2 separate regions of the Homo sapiens genome follow, and region 1 is linked to region 2. Evidence: chromatin contacts called from ENCODE Hi-C or POLR2A ChIA-PET data. All regions are on one chromosome and are shown on one strand. The core of a region is the stretch at or near the end of the contact, and the rest is flanking DNA. Distances in the headings are between cores, read along the strand shown. Region 1 overlaps LHFPL2 (LHFPL tetraspan subfamily member 2). Region 2 holds the start of LHFPL2 (LHFPL tetraspan subfamily member 2).

The links. Hi-C counts contacts between places; a loop is a spot of excess contacts on that map. ChIA-PET counts read pairs that join two places held with the same protein, here RNA polymerase II (POLR2A). Pooled maps may share reads with other maps.
Region 1: a loop to region 2 is called in a map of sigmoid colon, with 2.0 times the contacts of the local background. The contact joins the enhancer-like site here to the promoter of LHFPL2 in region 2. A Hi-C loop is called at or near these places in 4 of 168 maps with a recorded cell type or tissue (HepG2, breast epithelium, chondrocyte and 1 more) and 1 of 50 pooled maps. POLR2A ChIA-PET finds 5 or more read pairs at or near these places in 7 of 52 experiments (GM12878, HepG2, IMR-90 and 4 more).

Annotation. Positions count from the first base shown.
Region 1 is chr5:78,608,969-78,612,710 of GRCh38, reverse strand. All of the region lies in intron 2 of LHFPL2 (LHFPL tetraspan subfamily member 2), which reads left to right. Among named protein-coding and RNA genes, the nearest start is that of LHFPL2, 38 kb to the left of the region's middle. Within about 2 kb of position 2,275, at least 9 of the 41 ENCODE cell types and tissues checked have a DNase peak (open chromatin) inside an H3K27ac peak, as active enhancers do; they include sigmoid colon, where a contact is called at or near this core.
Region 2 is chr5:78,646,477-78,650,213 of GRCh38, reverse strand. LHFPL2 (LHFPL tetraspan subfamily member 2) reads left to right here and starts at 1,442. Exons shown (of 5, transcript NM_005779.3): 1 at 1,442-1,715. RefSeq lists silencers at 904-1,843, 2,134-2,193.

The DNA of each region.
Region 1 (3,742 bases), core at 1,026-3,525, 38 kb after region 2:
TCATAGAAGTGATTCTGGGGATTGGGGCAAGGAAAGGCAGCCTTTATGTAGAGGAAGTGTGCCATGGGTAGGTAGTTGACTGCTTATTAGTTTACTCTTTCAGCCAAATTATTTTTGTTGCTGTTAAAAATTAGTTTTAATAATTGCTTTTGGATCAAGCTGTTGAATAACTGAGCCAAGTTTTCATGCCCAATGAACTTTTATAGCAAACTCTCCTCTCTTTATGGGGTTATTTTGAGGATGATATTTGTAAAGCACTTTAAGTGCCTAGGGAAGGCTGTGGATAAATAGTAGTCATATTTTCAGAGTTCTGGAGGAATGACTATACAATGGCATTCCAGTTCTGAAAGATGCAAATCCTACTCTGCTACTACTGATTTGTTTTAATGGCTATTTTCCTATTTTTAATTTTTAAAGGGAAATTTATGCAAAGATCAGGATGATTTTTATATTTTCATTAAAATTTTCAACTAGATTAAAAAACCCTCTTTAATCGGATGGGAGAAGTCTTCACAAAGTCAGTTTGAATAGTAAGTAGGAGATAGTAGGAAAAATGCTCCATTGTCAGCCAACAGCTAACCAAATTAATGTGTAATGGAATGTCATAATCCTTTTCTATAAAGTAATATTTTGTTTCTCTCTTCCTATTCTCTTTTGTCTTTTGGGAGAAGAAACAAATAAATAAAAATAGTTGTTTCGTTGTTTCGGAGAGAAATACACTGTCTAGAAAGGACTGTCTTAAAATGCACTGTGGCTTTTTAACTCATGAAGCTCCTACCATGTGTGCATGCGTTCTCAGAACTCGTCTGTATCACATGTGGGAAAATGGAATTAGAAAGACTTCTCCCTTTGTGGCCTCCGTATATTCTGAGTTTTAACGATAGATTTTCTGTAAAAAAAGTTTGTGCTCCTACATGATCTGCGATACACACAGCAGCTTTCAGAATTCTTAAAAATGTAAATTAGGTGGCAAATTAGACCACTTTCACTCCCTTGCTTAAAATCTTCAGTCTTCTCCTGTCACAGGTAGGATAAAATCCACATTCCTCCCAGACTCCCTAGGCTGGTGTCATCTGGTCCTGCCTGCTTCACCATCCCCCTTAGTAATTGCCTCTGGGCTCCTTCTGCCCCAGCCCTGAAGCCTTTCTGATCCTCAGCCCTCAGGCTTCTCCGGAGGGACTTCCCAGTCTTTTTCCCCAGGATTCTGGCGGGACTTCCTGGGGCCAGGGGCTGAGCTCAGCATCCTCTCCTTAAGCTCTGGAATGTGAATTACTGAGCAGGGAGCCCAGAAACCTCATAGGCCAGGGTCAGAAGATGACACTGAGCCCTGCTGGAGTGCAGAAGCTGACAATGGACAGAGTTCAAAGCCCAGGTGGAGTTCTCCTTTGAGAGCCTTTCTCCTGCCCCTCAGCCCACACTGGTCTTGCCCTGCCCTGGACTGGCCCTGCAGTTGGGCCACAGTTCACAGCAGCCTGTGCTCTGCCTGGGGACGCGTGCTGCACTGAGCTCAGCCTGCTGTCAGCTCTCCCACAGCAGGGCAAGGACTCTTAGCCCTTGCTTAGTGGACACTTATATCATGTTTTGTTTGGTTTTAAAGACCAAACAAAATTGTCTTAGAAGAAGAATTTATACCTCCTTTGTCTGTCTGCTTATAGCAGTTAATGAACTTTTTTTTTCCCTTCTCAGTAACAAAGCAGTGAAAGCCTAACTGAATCAGAGCTGCACCACTCCCTGTGCCTGTGGCTCCTTGAGGAGGACACTTAAATGTTGTGTTAATGCCCGTGCAATGCTTTTTTTTTTTTGCTTATGGTCTAATGACATCTCCTCTTTGCCACATGATATGTGTCAGAATATTGGTTCAGTCCATGCATGTGGCCATTTTTCAAATGGATCAGCAATGATTCAGTAATGCACAGGAGAGGAAGGTGGAGGGTGTGGGAGGGAGGGAGCAAGCGTGGGAGGGAGAGGGGACAGCAACAGCTAGTGTAACTCTTCTTAGCTGCTTTCATTGTTAGAGGCTGGATTTTGAGGAGAGTCTGTACCAGCGGGACTACTGATGGCACACTTTTCCCTGGAGTTTGTTTGGATTCGTAGGCTTTTTGCTTCATATCGTATGTGCTGGTGTCCTGGGTTTTTGAAGCCCATGAAGAGGGCCTTCTGGCCTCTCCTGCTCACCAGGCCATCCTCCCATGCACACCACAGTTCTGGGTCCCCAGCAGGCCCTTGGCTTCCGAGTGGAATCTTGCCAGTATTTGGCTTACTCATCTCCATGGACCGAGTCTCTCCTGGGGGCCCAGTGGCTCCATCTATGGAAAAGTGGAACAAGCCCAAGGCATCTGGATCTTTTCTCTTCTCCCAGACCTTTTCGTGAAGACGTTTCCGTTTAGTAGCCCTTTCCTTCTCAGACAGGAACATGTGCTGAATGCAGAAGGTCCAGCTGGCGGTTCCTGAATGAGGACCCTGCATTCCTGCCTGCCCTTGGTGGGACCCAGAGTCCACCCAAGGGCTCTTTTCCTACAGTGTGGCGTGGGTGTCAGCATTGCTGACTGGGAGGCTGGTGGTCTGCCTGGGGTGGGGTGACTTGAGTGGGGTCTGACTGGAGCTAGCTATGCCCAGCTCATCTCCTGGCAGGCTAGGTAAGTGACTCTAGTCCCCTGGCAGGCTAGGTAGGTGACTCTGATCCCCCGGCAGGTTTAGGTAGGTGATTCCCATTAATGCTGGGAGCTGCTGCCCAGGGCAGGAGTTTCAGCAGCCTGAAGGTCAGGCTGTTTCCATTCGGAGCTTCTGATGTATGACAGAGAATTTTCATCCTATAAATAAAGGATGGCTATTATTCTGTCCACAAAAAGAATTTTTTTTTTTTTTTAGGTACACCAATGACTTTTTTTCTTTCAAAATAAAAGGAGCTTAATTTTCTGGTTTCTTTTCTGTCCAAAAGAGAAAGTGCTTATTGTAGAAAATTCAAAGAATAGGTAAAAGTACAAGTAATTGCAAACCATGTCAAATACCCATTTTCTAGAAATTGTTGTTGCCCATATTTTGATGATCATCATGTACATATACACCCTCAGAACCTTAGGTATGAGATCATATCAGAAAACACTGTTTTCTTTTCTTCACAATGGATTGTGGTAGTCTTTATGTGGCATGAGTTTAGAGACACCTCATTTTTAATATCTGAAGAATATTCCATTGTATAGATGTGCTGTAATTTACTTAAGCAAGCTCTCTCTCTTTTTTTTTTTTTTTTTTTTTTTTTTGAGACTGAGTCTCGCTCTGTTTCCCAGGCTAAAGTGCAGTGGCTCGATCTCGGCTCACCTTAACCTCTGCCTCCCGGGTTCCAGTGATTCTCCTGCCTCAGCCTCCCAAATAGCTGGGATTACAGGCCTGTGCCACCACACCCAGCTAATTTTTGTATTTTTAGTAGGGACAGGGTTTCACCATGTTGGGCAGGCTGGTCTAGAACTCCTGACCTCAGGTGATCTGCCCAAACTGTTGGGATTATAGGCATGAACCACTGTACCTGGCCACAATCTCTTATAGATGGATTTTTCTCCAGTTGTGAATAATGCTCCATTAAACATCTTTGTACTACACTTGTCTAATTATATGATAGTAAGTGGATTAAAACTCCTGAGTCAGAGTATAAACATTTTGGATATTCATGCAGGTTGACAAACTCTTGCAGAAAGGTCATGCCATTTTTTATTATCCCATAAAGAAGGAAAGTCTCTTGCTGACT
Region 2 (3,737 bases), core at 193-2,692:
TTTCTCGGGGGGAGGGGAGGATCCCCATCTAAAGAGAGTCCCAGGCTCTGAGAAGTGCGTATGGAGGTGCAGTTGTTGTATGGTTTTGAACTGATGATTTTTAAGGAATTCAGAATGTTCTCTGGCAAAGTGCCTCAGAAAGCTTCTAGAACAGGAAGTGGCCTGCCTGAGGGGTATTCTAGAGCCATTCACCTGTAGGCCTGCGCATATGGATGCAAGTGTAGAGAGGACCCCAGCAGAGAACCGGTAGGAGGCCGCTCACGCCATCCAGTGCCAGATAGCGAGAACCAGAAAGGCGGCAGTGGGCTTGAAAGGACATGGCACCTGGAAAGGCATTAAAAATGAAGAACTAATGGGACTGGCTACCGGGAGTGGAGGAGCGAGGCCCAAAATTGACTGCTAATCTGAATCTGGGCGACTGGTGGATAGAGGTGTCCCAGACAAGGGGCTGAGAAACTGGGAATGGGAGCATTTGACTGGGCGGGGGGCGGGGGGGTGGCGAGGGGTGGAATACAAGATGGGTTTGCCTAGAGAGGTGCCACGTCCTAACAGTTCAATCACAAACAATACTGGCACCTGAATTCATGGCCATTTAACTCTGTTCTTTGCTCCCAGCCCTGGGGGCGGAGCTGGGGAGTTAAAGCATCCCCTCTCTGGACAAGAATGCCTTTTCAGGCTGTTCCTAAAGCGCCTCCGAAAATCATCCTGAAACCGTAATTTTGAGGGCAGGGAAGCTGAGGACACCAAGCATTCTATTTAGGAATAATCTTTGTGACTGTTGGAATTGAGTTTCCACACCTAGATATTCAGAGGGCACGGGAACTTATGTCCGGAGCCTCCTCTCCGGAAGAGGGCGGCGAGGATGGGGGTCCAGGCGCCCCTTGGCCCCTTTCCCGTTTCGGACTCTCCGGGGTCACCAGACGGCCGTTCTTTCCGCTTGGGCCCGGGTCTGGGGGAACTGCTCCTAGCGCCCCGGGGCCCGCTCTCCGCCGGAGCAGCCTGGCCTCTCTCCCCCGGCTCCGTCAGCGCCGCTCTCCGCCTCCGGCCCTCCCGGCAGGGCTGCTCGAAGCTGCTCCGGGAGCTTCCCCGGTGCGGCCCGGAGGAACCTCGCAGGACCCCGGGAGACGCCGCCGCCGCTGCCCGGCGGGCTCAGGGACCGGTTCCCAGGCCCCCACACCCCCTCTCGGGGATCCCCTGTCGCCGACTCCCTCCCGGACCCGCAGGACACTCCCCTCCGGAGGCCGGGCCTGGTCCGCCCGCCCGCCGCCCCCGTCCCGCCCCGCGCGCCGCGCCGGGAGCCCCGAGCCCGACCCCTCCCCCGGACGCCCGGCCCGCTCGCGGGACGGAGGCGGCGATGGTGACTGGGCAGCGGCGCGGGGCCGGGGCCTGGGCAGGGCGGCTCGGCCGCCTCTTTCTCTCGCTGCCCCCGCCCCTCCTCCTCCTCCCTCTCCCCGAGTGCTAGCCCGGGCGGCCGCCGAGCTTGGCGCTCTCTCGCCTCGCTGCCTCCTCCCCCGCGCCGCGGACCCTCTCCCCTCCCTTGCGTTGCCCCCCTCTCCCGCCGCCTCCTCCCGCTCTCCTCTCGCTCTCCTCCCGCCTCCTTCTTCCAGGCGCGGCCAGCGGGGGCAAGAGCGAGGTGGCTGCGAGGAGGCGTCACTGAAAGCCCTGACTTGGGGAAGGCTGCGGGCTCGGAGCCGGAGACGCCGAGCTGGGGCCGGGTGAGTGGCAGGCGTCGGGCCCGCGCGCGCTGCGGGAGGGGAGAGCCGGTGGGCCCGGCCAGGTGGGCGCCCCGCGCGGGCGCATGGGGAGCCGTTGCGGCCGGCCGAGCCCTGGCTGCTTGAGCCGCGGCTGGCGCGGGAACTTCGCTTCGGCGCCCTGGGAGACCGCGCCGAGCGGTCGGAGGTGCTGCGGGATGGGCGTTGGGTGCTGGGAATGGGAAGGGAACAGCTGCTTCTCAGCGCCGCCGGCGGCCGCAGAAGTGGAAAAAAGTTGTGCCGGGAACAGCGTCTCCTCGGGAAGCCGGCGCGAGCCCTGCTCTCTGGGCGTCGCTGGCGGGCTTCGGACGGCGGCGCGTGGGTCCCAGGCGCAGCTGGGCGCCGGGTTCCAGCGCGCCTGGCACCGCTCCCTGGGGGCCGCCCCGTGGTCGCCCCTGCTGTCCCTGGTCCGTGGCGTGTGGGTCACTCTGGCCACAGACGTCAGCTGCTTCTCAAATCTGGACTGCATTTTTGTGGGCAGCTCAGTGATTTGGGGTGCGGGCTGGAAGAGGTGGGCGTGGAGTGGGGAAGACCGCATCTGGGATGGGCGGCTTGAGCCCACGGGCTGGGCAAAGGACTGGGGAGACTCTGCGTGTGTTTCTGGATGTTTTTAGGCACACAGTTTTTTTTTTTCTTTTCCCTTCCATTCAGCGGCCCAGTGTTCTTCGAACTTAGAAAAGCAAAGGATTTTCTTCAATCCCGTTCGACTTTTCTGTTATTTCAGGATGGTCATGAGTTCCATGAAAGTCCATGTGCTTGTTTCAATGGGAGCAACACCAGAGTAAAGACAAAGTCCTATCCCCACCCCCGTCCTCGCCTCCACCCGGGCCATTTCCTGTATGTCCCATTTTCTCTGTTGTGATTGTGCGAGTGTGTTTGTGCATGTAGGTTACCATCGGTGGGTGACCTACGTGGAAAGGAGAACTCTTTGAAATTGCAACGCGGCCGCTATGGAAAGTGTGTGCTGGAGCCGAGGGAGGAAAGATTCCGGCGAGCCAGAGCTGTTAGAGGCTCACCCCAGAGAGGTAAACCGGAGTAACTGAGCTTGAAGGGACATTTATAACCTGCACATTGCTTTTGCCTTACCCCTTGGCCAGAGAGCTCCACTCCTGCTAGGTTTAAGAGAGGATCAGATACTGACTTCTTTGATGTTGACTTTTGCTGGTATTCCTGATTCTTTCCTACTGGTTCTCTTTTAGAAACTACTCCTTTTTAAATTTAAGAGATAGAGAACACATGTTCGCGGGAAGAGGAAATGTTTTTTAAGATAGGAAAGAGAAATAGAATCCAAGAGTCTCATTTCTTTTTGCTGTCATACTGTGATAAGCTTATTGATCTGTTAGAAATCTGATTCTGATTTTGAAGTAATATCAGATAAAACACTATCTTATAATAGTATTTTTCTCTAAGTGGTCACATGGAGAGCAGACTGTGGCTTCTTGTGGTTTGCAAAGGGTGCAGCAAACATTTTATATCAGGAAAAAGACATTGTGTGTTGTAGGAGAGGGGGATGGGGAGGGGCAGTCATTTGTCTTCAGAGCAGCCTAATTAGGAAGAATAATTACACTGCAAATGAACATTGTTGAATATAAATTGAGTCATGATATGTGAACCAGTCATTTGTCTATAGGAAGGAAGAAGGATTTTTGTAGATGAGAACAAAGCAGTGCCTTCTGGAAGAAGTAATGTATGCTGTTCACCGTATGCATGGGCTCGGTGTTGATGGCACCCAGTGTTTGGGCAGGGAGGAAAAGTCCATAGTAGGAGATGATAGAAAAACAATATATAAAAAACTACATATTTATTTTTAATGAACACTATATACAGCTTCTCAACTTCTTTACTGCAAAGAATTGATGAAGTGGTAAACCCAAATATAGGAGACCCAAATTTGGGCTATTGGGCTCCCAGATGTACCTAAACCTTGGGCATGTTATTTAATTTCTCTGTTTCTGTGTCTATAAAATGGTGATGATAATAATTCAG